Linked DNA regions of Mus musculus: region 2 is linked to region 1. A link is a contact called in ENCODE POLR2A ChIA-PET data. All regions are on one chromosome and are shown on one strand. Each heading gives the region's core, a stretch centred on a gene start or an enhancer-like site at or near the end of the contact. The rest is flanking DNA. Distances are from core to core; before and after follow the strand shown. Region 1 holds the start of Rbm25 (RNA binding motif protein 25). Region 2 overlaps Zfyve1 (zinc finger, FYVE domain containing 1).

The links. ChIA-PET counts read pairs that join two places held with the same protein, here RNA polymerase II (POLR2A).
Region 2: POLR2A ChIA-PET joins it to region 1 with 42 read pairs in embryonic stem cell. The contact joins the enhancer-like site here to the promoter of Rbm25 in region 1. POLR2A ChIA-PET finds 5 or more read pairs at or near these places in 4 of 5 experiments (Patski and embryonic stem cell).

The regions. Positions count from the first base shown.
Region 1 is chr12:83,628,420-83,635,063 of GRCm38, forward strand. It overlaps Rbm25 (RNA binding motif protein 25), which reads left to right and starts at 3,824. Exons shown (of 19, transcript NM_027349.4): 1 at 3,824-3,998.
Region 2 is chr12:83,574,603-83,580,961 of GRCm38, forward strand. Zfyve1 (zinc finger, FYVE domain containing 1) reads right to left here. Exons shown (of 12, transcript NM_183154.4): 3 at 30-534. Among named protein-coding and RNA genes, the nearest start is that of Gm51952, 16 kb to the left of the region's middle. Within about 2 kb of position 4,794, at least 1 of the 3 ENCODE cell types and tissues checked has a DNase peak (open chromatin) inside an H3K27ac peak, as active enhancers do.

The sequences.
Region 1 (6,644 bases), core at 2,574-5,073:
TAGTGGGTCTATTTGGATTCTGGAGACAACACATCCCTCACTTGGGTGTGTTACTTAGGCCTATTTACCAAGTGACTCGGAAAGCTGCTAGCTTTGTGTGGGGCCTGGAACAGGAGAAGGCCCTTCAACAGGTCCAGGCTGCTGTGCAGGCTGCTCTACCACTTGGACCATATGACCCAGCAGATCCGATGGTACTTGAGGTGTCTGTGGCTGATAGAGATGCTGTTTGGAGCCTCTGGCAGGCCCCTGTAGGTGAATCACAGAAAAGGCCTTTGGGATTTTGGAGCAAAGCTCTACCATCATCTGCAGACAACTATTCTCCCTTTGAAAAACAGCTCTTGGCCTGCTATTGGGCCTTAGTGGAAACTGAACGTCTGACAATAGGACACCAAGTCACTATGCGACCTGAACTACCCATCATGAGCTGGGTACTATCAGACCCTGCAAGTCATAAAGTGGGACGTGCACAGCAGCAGTCTATTATCAAATGGAAGTGGTATATACGTGATCGGGCCAGAGCAGGTCCTGAAGGCACAAGCAAGTTACATGAAGAAGTTGCTCAAATGCCTATGGTTTCTACTCCTGTTACAATGCCATCTGCTGCCAAGCATGCACCTATAGCCTCATGGGGTGTTCCCTATGATCAACTGACCGAAGAGGAGAAGACTAGAGCCTGGTTTACTGATGGCTCTGCACGTTATGCAGGCACCACCCAGAAGTGGACAGCTGCAGCATTACAACCCCTTTCTGGGACAACCTTGAAAGACACAGGTGAAGGGAAATCTTCACAGTGGGCAGAACTTCGGGCAGTACACATGGTATTACAGTTTGTTTGCAAGAAGAAATGGCCAGATGTACGATTATACACTGACTCATGGGCTGTAGCCAATGGATTGGCTGGATGGTCAGGGACTTGGAAAGATCACAATTGGAAAATTGGTGAGAAAGACATCTGGGGAAGAAGTATGTGGATAGATCTCTCCAAATGGGCAAAGGATGTGAAGATATTTGTGTCCCATGTAAATGCTCACCAAAAGGTGACTTCAGCTGAGGAGGAGTTCAATAATCAAGTGGATAAGATGACCCGTTCTGTGGACAATCAGCCTCTCTCCCCAGCCATCCCTGTCATTGCTCAATGGGCACATGAACAAAGTGGCCATGGTGGTCGAGATGGAGGTTATGCTTGGGCTCAGCAACATGGGCTTCCACTCACCAAGGCTGACCTGGCTACAGCTGCTGCTGATTGCCAGATCTGCCAACAGCAGAAACCAACACTGAGCCCCAGATATGGCACCATTCCTCGAGGTGACCAGCCAGCAACCTGGTGGCAGGTTGACTACATTGGACCACTTCCTTCGTGGAAAGGACAGCGTTTTGTTCTTACTGGAGTAGATACTTATTCTGGTTATGGATTTGCCTTTCCTGCACGTAATGCCTCTGCTAAAACCACCATTCACGGACTGACAGAATGCCTCATCTATCGTCATGGTATTCCACACAGTATTGCTTCTGACCAAGGAACTCATTTCACAGCCAGAGAAGTACGACAGTGGGCTCACGATCATGGAATTCACTGGTCTTACCACATTCCCCATCATCCTGAAGCAGCTGGGCTGATAGAAAGATGGAATGGCCTTTTGAAGACGCAGTTACAGCGCCAATTAGGTGGTAACAGCTTGGAAGGCTGGGGCAGAGTTCTTCAGAAGGCAGTATATGCTTTGAATCAGCGCTCGATATATGGTACAGTTTCACCCATAGCCAGGATTCATGGGTCCAGGAATCAAGGGGTGGAAAAAGGAATAGTTCCACTTACTATCACTCCTAGTGACCCTCTAGGAAAATTTTTGCTTCCTGTCCCCATAACTCTAGGTTCTGCTGGCCTAGAAGTTTTGGCTCCAGAGAGGGGAGTGCTCCTACCAGGAGCTACAACAAACATTTCATTGAACTGGAAGCTCAGACTTCCCCCTGGTCATTTTGGGCTTCTAATGCCCTTAAACCAACAGGCTAAAAAAGGAATAACAGTGTTAGGAGGGGTGATAGATCCAGATTACCATGGGGAAATTGGATTACCTCTTCACAATGGTGGTAAGCAAGATTATGTCTGGAGTGCAGGAGATCCCTTAGGGCGTCTCTTAGTACTACCATGTCCTGTGATTAAAGTCAATGGGAAACTACAACAGCCTAATCCAAGCAGGATGACAAAGGACGCAGACCCATCAGGAATGAAGGTATGGGTCAATCCTCCAGGAAAAGAGCCAAGACCTGCTGAGGTGCTGGCTGAAGGTGAAGGAAATACAGAATGGGTAGTAGAGGAAGGTAGTTATAAATACCAATTAAGGCCACGTAACCAGTTGCAGAAACGAGGATTATAAAGTAATATGAATGCCCATTGTAAATTTACTAATGCGTTTGCGATTGTACGAGGGATAGTTATATCATGTTAGGCGTATTTACAACCTTGTTATTGTTTCATGTGAACATGAGATATTATTTGTGTCAAGTTGACAAGGGGTGGATTGTAGTGGCTATTCCTGGTTGTCAACTTGACAATATTTGGAATGAACTACAATTCGGAATTGGAAGGCTCACCAGTGACCCTTATCTGGAGGCTTGGAGATCCTTATCTGGATCTTGGTTTGAAGATCTTGAGCCATAGTGGCTATGGATTCCAGAAGATTGAATCTCCGAGTTAAGGAACACACCTTTAATCTGGGCTATGCCTTTCATCTGGGATTAAAGGTGTGGTGGAACACACCTTTAATCTGGGCTACACCTTTTGCTGGAGACAATATAAGGACATTGGAAGAAGGGAGTCTAGCTCTAGCTCTTGCTCTTGCTCCTTCGCCTGCTTGCTGCGTGAGACTGAGTAACTGCTAGATCCTTGGACTTCCATTCACAGCTGCGACTGAACCATTGTTGGGAATTGGGCTGCCGACTGTAAGTCATCAATAAATTCCTTTACTATTTAGAAATTATCCATAAGTTCTGTGACTCTAGAGAACCCTGACTAATACACTAACCAACCAAGGTTTGCTATTTGTTATCCCAGGACTCCAGCTCTCCCAGGACAGGAATAAATCTCACTCTCCACCTTCAGAGAGACAAGCTCCTTGTAAACGAATTATAAAATCCTTCTGAGTAACAGGAAACAAAAGCAGCAGATACTGCTTATAAATTCCATAATTTGGATAACCCAGTAATTTGTGAGTATTCATTTTCACTGTTTTAGTATTTTTAGTCATTCGCACACTGCGGAAAGTTGCATTAAATATTCTTACAGGTTTCTGAAGATACCAAGCATCTAGTTACCTCTTTGACCCTGTTACCTCGCCTAAGATATAGTGTGTGTACGCACAAAAAGTCCAAAAAACCCAATATAGCCGTTGCCAGTTATTTCTTGGTGTGAGCAGTACTTTGCGAAGAACAAATGACATCTGGGCTTTCTATTGAGGTTCTCGGTCCCGCCCAGGTATCAGGTCATCGAACCTCCAAGAATCAGGAGACCAAGGTTCTAATTCCTGGAAAACGAACTACCAAAAAATGTGAGAAAACCTGTAACAAGCCCCGCGCGAGTAACCAGCCGGAACCTTGACCTCAAGATGGCGTCGCACAGTCATAAGATTCAATCGGCTCCAATCAAAAATGGCAGGGTGGGTGGTAATTTACAGCTCGAGCCTCTCTAGGTCCCACTAGACAATCCCACTCTATGGTCATCCCTCTGTACTTAATGAGTCAGAGGCGACGGCGGAGACTATCTAGGCATCACCTTCTCTATGGTTATCCCTTTCCACGCCTCCTGGCGCAGTGCACGCCGGGCAAGAGGAAGCCCTCCAGGAGCTCCCCGCGCAGCGCGGCTGTGTTTTGCGGCCTAGGCGAGTAGGCGCTTCGGAACCAGTCTCTAGAGTCGGGCGGCGCGCAGACACCTCGAACCGGTGGAGCCCCACTCCATCACCTGACGCCCAGAGGCCGCGAAGACAGTACCGTTTTCTTAGCGGCGGGTGAGTCCACGCTTCCGAACGCGTGAGGAAACCGCTCGACCTGCTACCTCAGCTGCGGGAGGAGGAGGCGGCGGCGGAGAAGCCAGGGCCGCTGTGGAGGCCCAGCGGGGTGGGGGGTGGGGGGGGGTGGGGAGACGGGGCGGGGTGGGGGAGGGGACGGGCACGCGGCTCGGGCTTCTCTTCCCCTCCAAGGCCTCGGAAAAACCAGTGAACCAGGAGCCCGGGGAGGCCGGGCCCACGGCCGGAGCGGTCCTCCGGGAATTTTATTTTATTTTTTGTCGCCCACTTTGTCTATTGGCTTCCGTTTCAGTTTGGGAGCGAATCGCCTCGGGCCCTGACGGGGCTCCTGTCTTAGCCAGGGCTAGGATCGGTCGGCCCGGAGGCCCTTGTCTCCTCGGGGCCTCCAGAGCCACCTCTCAGTAGGTTTCCGGGGCCGAGGACTCAAGTGCCTCCAGGCTGCGCCTTGAAAGTAGCCTGCGCCCACTCTTGGAGCGAGGTGCGGGCCACCAACGGATTTCTTTTCTGTCTGGTAGTCTAGTGCCAGCCGCCAAAAGAACGGGCCCCACCCCTCCTTGAGTTTATCGAGTGGCCACTTTTTTGGTTTTAAAGCACCTTTCCTGCTTGTTGGAGCTAGTGATGAGTTTCACCGTCTGATCCCCTTTCCGATTGGGAGGGATGCTGTAAAGGATCTCTCCATTCATTCTAGGCGGCACCAGCCTTCTTCATATTAAAATATGCTGCCCTCCTTTTGTTTTCAGTATTGATTTTTAAATACAGTTTTCGAAATAAGAGTATGAAGGTTATCTTGAAGTTATGTAATAATGGATTTATATTGACGTGGAAATGCCATTTTGATACAGGTCAGAGTAAAGCCGACCAAAAGGAGGGAAAAGATTGGGCTTCTCTTGTATCATAGTGCTTTAGTGAAATAAGGTGAATCAGGTAGAGGCAGTATTGTATAAACAGTTTTTTTGTGTGTTGTCTGTGAGCACCCTCAATTTCAGTTTCTCTTCAGTTTAAAAATCTCTTGTTTTTTTTCCCCACAAGTAAGAGGGTCGCTGTATGATATTGATTCTTGTAAGCCTGTATATAGATTTAAGAAAGGTTGATAGTTTAACGGGGAGTATTCACACCACGAATGTAATTTTGTGAGAACTTTAATTTTTTTATAAAAGATATTTCAAAGAGTTCAGTGTTCTCATAAGACATTCAATTGCTCAGTTGTGATTCAAGCAGACAATGTGCTTATTAAACTTTTTTAAGTCTTGATTTTCTTCATCAGTAAAATGAGAGTTACATTTCGATCCACTTCACAGGTTGGACTTTGGGACTGGAAAAAATGTATGTAAAATGCTCACTAAAATTTTGTATAACATGATGTTGGCTTATACTAATAAATGGTGTTACTTAAGAATTAAGAGTCAGACGTTTCAGAGACTTTTTACATTTCTTCCTGTGTACTTAGAGTAGACTTTAACATATTTAAGCTCCTTACTTTCTCCACTGGTAGGGAATTGAGACCTTGTGGTTTCATGAAACTTTTGAATTGGTAATTTCTCAGTGGGGAACTTTGGAGTCTACACCCACTTACTGTGTTTCCCTGAACAAATTAGCTTCTTGGATACAGACGGTAACCCTTGTACACCAAGGAATCTAGGAGAGAAAAAGGATATTGAGGACTTTTACAAGGAAAAAACATGTTGGCATCAAGTCATTCTGGGATTATCTCTTTTTTGTGTGTGAGGAAGGTGTCACAAAAGTATTTTCTGCTAAGAATTTTAAATATATTTTGTGTGGATGGGTTGATTGGGTGTTTTGCTTCCATATATGTTTGTATACTGTATTTGTGCCTGGTGAGGCCAGAGGCCAGGAAAGGATCTCCAAGAACTGGAATTTTAAAATGGCAGTGAAACACCATATGGGTTCTGGGAATGAAACCTAGGTCCTCCGGAAGAGCAGTAAGTTTTTGTAACTGCTGCGCTATCTTCTTCCTTTCTTTTGGTAGGATACCAAAAAACTTCTAGGGAAAAAAATAGTGTTTTGCATTTAGCCATTGTGTATTAATAATTTTGGCTAATAGATCTATTCTGTGATTATCTTTTTATTGCAATGCTGTGTCTGAATGAAGATACACACACTTGTGCGTGTTAACAATGTTGTGTTGAGTTATTGACTTCAGGTCAAGGGCTTTTCACATTACTTTTTTTTTTTTTTTTTCGAGACAGGGTTTCTCTGTGTATCTCTGGCTCTCCTGGAACTCACTCTGTAGACCAGGCTGGCCTTGAACTCAGAAATCTGCCTGCCTCTGCCTCCCAAGTGCTGGGATTAAAGGCGTGCGCCACCACACCCGGCTTCACATTACTTTTTTAGCCACAGAAAAGTTTTCAGTTTATTTTCCTTATTTATGTGAGGAAAATTTGTTGTTTCATAGCTTTGAGAAAAGTTAATATTAAATTAGCACTGTTAAAAGTAATCACCATCTTGGAAAACTGTTCTTTATATTTTTTAATGTTTTTTTTTTTTTTTTTAATTTTTTTTTTAGATTTACTTATTTATTATATGTAAGTACACTGTAGCTGTCTTCAGACACACCAGAAGAGGGCGTCAGATCTTGTTATGGATGGTTGTGAGCCACCATGTGGTTCC
Region 2 (6,359 bases), core at 3,544-6,043, 53 kb before region 1:
CAGTCTGTGACACACCACTGTCTACTCACCAGAACCCAGAAGCTGAGTGTGCACAGTCTCATGGAAAATAATAACTGCAGGGCCCAGGGTGGATAAGGGGACATCCAGGCCACATCGTGCAGTGGTGGCCTTGAGTTCCTTGGTGAAGTGCTTCAGGTAAGCTTCCGAGGCATCCCCAAGGAATTTGAAGAGGTCATTATGCAGCCGGTCTGCATGAGTTCGATAGATGACCAAGTCTGAGATGGCCAGGACCTTCAGCAGCAGCCGTGTCCTCTGGCTCAGATTCACGGTGGCCCCCAAGAGTCCTTCTGTGTCTATCACTGCTACCTTATGGACTGGGTCATAGGCTGCCCACACTCCCACTGTGCAGGACTCCTGAGCAGGGGAGGTTTTGAAGACTTCTCGGCCATAGAAGAAAGTGTGGTTGAGTGTGTGAGACTTTCCATCACCAGTATTTCCAAAAATGGAAACCACCTTGAGATGCTGGTCAGGCTTACAGTCCAATTTCCTGATAAAGTCCTCTTCATTTGTTACCTTCAAAAAAAAAAAAAATCAAGACAATAAAATATAGGAACTGAAAAACTAACTCCTATAAGAAATATGACTGCTGGGCTGGTGAGATGGCTCAGTGGGTAAGAGCACCCGACTGCTCTTCCGAAGGTCCAGAGTTCAAATCCCAGCAACCACATGGTGGCTCACAACCATCTGTAACGAGATCTGATTCCCTCTTCTGGAGTGTCTGAAGACAGCTACAATGTACTTACATATAATAAATAAATAAATCTTTAAAAAAAAAAAAAAAAAAAAAAAAAGAAATATGACTGCTTCCCAGGAAAAAGACCTTTTCTGACTCTTCAAAATGGAAGGAAAAGGCAGTTCCAAGGCAAGTTTCACTTCAGCAATCAGCTTGTGAGACCCTCTGAAGCTTCAGTCAGGGAGAGAACTTAGTGGTTAGGAAAGCTAAAAATGGAGGATGAAGCAGTTTGATGATTTAAAGTTCTGGCTGCTCTTAGAGAGAACCTGAATTTGGTTCCTAGAACCCGCACTGAGAGCCTCCTAACCCTGTGACTCTAGCTCCAGGGCATCAGATGCCCTCTTATGGTTTCCATAGGCACCTGCATTCTCGTGCACATACTTACATAGCACCACACAGCTGAGAAACAAAAATTTAATAAAGAGCTCAAACTGTAAAGGCCTTAAAAGAAAGCATGCTATTCTTGGGTTAGCCAATAGTTTCTAAAAAGAAAGGAGTAAATTAGTAGCTTAAGACCACGGTCTACAAAGTCACCAAGACAGTGAAAAGATGAGCTGGAGGGATGGCTCAGTGATTAAGAGCACTAGCTGCATATACAGGATCCAGGTTCAATTCTCGGGATCCATGTAACAGCTTACAGCAGTCTGTAACTCCAGTTTCAGGGGCTCCTATACCTTCTCTGGCATCCATGGGCAGCAGACATGCACGTGGTACATGGAAGGACATGTGTATGTATGTATGTATGTATATGTGTGTATATATACATACACACACATACACATATATATATATATATATACATACACACATAAATAAGATACCCACATATAAAATAATTTTAAAAATGCAATACAGAAAAGTATAAAGTCGGGCATGGTGGAACATGCCTTTAATCCCAGCACCTGGGAGGCAGGGGCAGGCGAATTTCTGAGTTCGAGGCCAGCCTGGTCTACAGAGTGAGTTCCAAGACAGCCAGGGCTACACAGAGAAACCCTGTCCCGAAAGAAAAAAAAAAAAAAAGTTTAGTTACATGCAAGACTCCTGTGACTCAGAAATTCTATTTCTAGGTTTATATCCAGCAACTGAAAACAAATGTCCACATAAAACCTCTCCATATATGAATATAAGCAGCAGCATTACCCATATCAACCAAAAAGTCCAAATAGTCAAACACCCGTCGACTGGTGAAAGCATGAGCAGACTGTGGTACATCCCACAATGGCTGTCATTTAACCATGAAGAAGGACGAGTCTTTTCCTAACCAATATTGCAATTCATAACTATTATGTTCACCTTTAAGTCATTTCTTACATGTGTCCTTACTTTGACTTGATTCTGTAGAACTTTCTGGGGTGTATGTGTTGAATGTGGGTGTGTATCTGCCTTGGCACTCCATGGAGTCAGAGAGCCACCTCTGTGTCCGTCTCTGCCACACCACGGTTCAGACAGTGTCCGTCTGTGTTCTACATCCCTGCTTTCCCAGGCTCACTAGCCTGAAGGCTTCCCGGGGGTCTCTGGCCCCCGCCTCCCGTCTCAGCACACAGCACGGGATGACAGACGCACACTCTGTGTGTGGATCTGAGGATTGACACCCTCACACTTGTGTAGCCTTACCAACTGCTCATTTGGCAAAACATATTCTTTCTTTCTTTTCTTTCTCTCCTCTTTTCTTTTTTGAGACAGGATCTAACTGTCTAACTGTGTAACTGCCTCCTCCCAGAATGTTGGGGTTAAAGACGTGCACCACCACTCCGATCTAAATTTTAAAGTTTTTTTTAATTATTATTTTATGTATATGGGTGTTTTGCCTGTATGTCTATGCACTGTGTGTGTGTGTGTGTGTGTGTGTGTGTGTGTGTGTTTGCACGTGGCTCATGCTGCCCTTAGAAGCTAAAAGATGAAGTCACATAACCTGAGTTGGAGCTAGAGGCAGTTGTGAGCCACCATGTGGGTGCTGGGAACTCTAGAGGAACAGCAAGTGCTCTTTAAACACTGGGTCATCTCTCCAGTCCCCCACCTCTTTTTTTTTTTTTTTCTTAAAATACAATGTGTGTGTGTGTGTGTGTACATGAGTGCATTGGCACAATATGGAAGGCATGGCGATTCTGTTGAAGGAGTTGGCTCTCTTTTTTCACTATGTGGGTCCCAGTGAGTTCCAGGACAGCCAGAGCTACACAGAGAAACCCTGCCTCAAAAAAACAAAAACAAAGCAGAACAAAACAAAAAAAAACAAGGGAAAAAAAAAAGCTCATCAGATCCAAGCACTTGCCGCACAAGCCCAGAGTTTAACCCTAGCGGCGAACAGGTGTGGTGGCATGGGCCTTCATCCCAGTTCTGGGGAAAGAGAGGCAAGTGAACCTCTCTGAGGCCAGCCTGATCTACATAGTTGAGTTCCAGGGCAGCCAGGGCTACAATATAGTGAATCCCTGTCTCAAGAAACAAACCAACCAAAAAATCTTAAGTGACAAAGAACAGTCCGTTTGCACCTGCGTCACTCAGCCAGTCTGGTTCCAAGTTGCTAAGGTGGCCAGCAAGACACAAACAAAAGCCCCATAACTTCTCCTAGTAAGGAGTCAGCTAAGGCCAGGGTAGCCGGAGGGAATGACTGTCTACATGCCCAGACCAGAGGCAAGGAAGCCTAGGCCTTCAGGGTCTCCCGTGAAAATCAACCCACAAGCAGCAACTGGTATCTAGGTCAGAATTAAGTGTTTCTAGCTTAACAATATGCTCTCGAAATGATGTACATAATATACAAATAAGCTAGGTGTGCTTACACACCCCTGTAATCCCAGTACTCTTGAGGCAAGACAGCAGCAAAGACAGCAGGAGGCTCTTGAATTCAAGGTCAGCAGAAGCTATGGAGCAAAATCTATCTTGAAAGAAAGAAAGAGAGAAAGAAGAAAAGCAAGCAAAGTTACCACACACATAAGTCTCTGTGTGTCTGTGTATATGTACATATGATAAAACTAACATCTGGAATATTACCCGGTATTTAGTATCCTAAGACATACTAAACCCATATGGTTTTTTGTTGGGTATAGCCTCAGACCAAGAGAAAGAACTCCAAACCCTTAGCAACCTGCCTTCTGGTGGTCTATGAGCAAGCGGCATGTGCAAGTGGCTTTTTTCTTATGTAAAGTAAGGACATATCCATTTGACCTCCACTGGCCCCACAAATAAAATAAACAGATAAACAATAAAATGAACAGATGAGGAAAACCTGCTGGGCAAACCTGAAGGCAGGCCTCACCCTCCTTCCTGTCTTCCACATTCCTTTGCTCCCTGGTAACACTACTAAACAACTGTAGACAACTTTCCCTCAGCCAGAAAAGACTCAGTTGCCTTCATTTAGATGGCTAGGAAAAGCAAAAGTCAAGAAGGGCGGTGGGGTGGGGAACAGGAGGTCCCTGGAGGGGAAACCAGAAAAGGGGATAACATTTGAAATGTAAGTAAAGAAAATATCTAATAAAAATTTAAAAAAGGAAAAAAAAAAAAAAAGAAAAAAAGAAAGCGGCCAGGGCACCAGAGCCTGACGCTGGAGGATCAGGGCTACAGAGGAGCTCTGGGTGAGCCATGACTGACTACCTGCTGAGACCACATCTCAAAAACAAAAAGACAGGTTCCCTTTGGTAAGGAAGGAAAGAAGGCTCTGGAAGGGCCATGGCCCCAGCTTCTCTCATCTGTGTGCTTATACTCATCCACCCCACCTTCACCCACTTCTGAGGTGAGCAGTCCTTGTCACCCCACCCAATTCTGACAGACTGAAATAGTCCTTGGTCCTGAAACAAAAACAAAAGCAGGAGCAACATCACCTTTGCCCCTCCTGGAGCCTGGACTCTTGAAACCTCAGGCAAGTTAGCAGCTCCACCCAGAGCTGAGCCACTGCTGGCTGGGCCTTGAAAGAGCTACTTCACTAGGAAGCCTCCAGGACATTAGATAACAACTGGCAGCCCAACCCTGTGGGGACAAGGAGGACAGCCTAAGATAAAAGTCCAATCTAAGATAAATAGCAAAGGGCACAGCCCAGTGTGTGGCACACAGTGAGAACAGGAGCCATTAGTACTTAGAATCAGCCCACTGGGAAAACACCCAAGTGTGCTGCGAGAGCAACTAGGCTCCCTCCTGCCTGTCACCCAGACAGCAACTCAGCGTGGCCTGAGGCAAGCCAGCTCCACCTAAAAGTTCTCACCACACACTTCAAATAACGCCTTTCTTCTCCCACTAAACAAAAGAAGGCATTAACAAGAAGTGGTGGCATGTATCTTGAATCTCAATACCTAGGAGGCAGAGGCAAGGAGGACCTCCATGAGTTCTAGGCCAGCCAGGGGATACATAGTGAGACTCTGCCTCACAGAGGGTCAGGAGCCACACAAGATGGGTAAAAACACTTGCTGCCAAGCCTGGTGAGGCTTGTCTCAAAAAAACAAAAACAAAAAACAAAGAAATTAAACAAAAGTGCATTATTGCCAGACAGTAGTGGCACATGCCTTTAATCCCAGCACTCGGGGAACAGAGGTAGGGAGATCTCTTAGTTCCAGGCCAGCCAGAGCTACATAAAGAGACCCTTTCTCAAGCAAAACAAAACAAAACAAAGCAACGCATTATTGATAGTGGTGCTGCAGCTGACTCTTAGTAAAGCAACACCTAACAAATATTAAGCTGAAAGGAGCCCACAAGGGGGAAGATGGCTCAGCAGTTCAGAGCATGTACTACTCTTCCACTCCGGCACCTCATCAGGAATGGAACCCAGCTCTGGGGGACCCAATGCCCCTAACCTACACTCACGTGCATAGAGCCACACAGAGACACAAACACAATTAAAAAAAAAATCAATCTTTCAGAAAGAAACCCAATAGCACCTCTATCTTACCCACTTCTCCCACTTTCCGACTTACTAAAAAACTTAATTTGTGTAACATTCCAAGTATTTTGTAAAATGAATGAACAGTTCTCAAAGATCCCTACTATTTCTATTTGGAAATCAGAGTATTTCATGGGAGGAAGGCACCAGCCGGCCGCCTCTGATCCAAGTGGGCAGCAGCAATGACTCCAAAGATCGCATCTTAGTACTCAGAATGGGTCAGGAAGCATGCACACACATGGACTTTCCCCCAGCAACCCTGGGAAGGGAAAAGCAGCAATGAAAGAGCCAATGAGCTGAGGAGAGAGGAGAGGAAGGGAATTATAGCCCAGCCAGACTCTAGAAGATAAGCTACAAAGGCACCAGGAAGCACTCTGAGTTGCTCAACATGGAGGCCCTTCTAGTCCTGGCCTCTAAAGTAGATCAGATCTGCACCAACTATGATCAGACATCCCTCTCAAGTTTGCTAAGCTGTTCCCAGTGCCAGCAACCCCAAACCATCCCCATCCCCAAGTAACACAAAGCACTATCCAGAGCTCCCTGACCCCATCACAACAGAAACCTCGTGATAAGTCCTACCCCAATCCAACAAGTGATTAGTTTATCATTTTCCTCTGAGATTCTTAACTAATTTATATGGGCAGTTATCCTCAACACTGAGTTTCTATTAATGATTTGTATTTGTTGGTTTCTAGTTCACTTTGCTTTCTTATCTTTTTTGGCTGAGTTCAGAGGAAGAGAGCC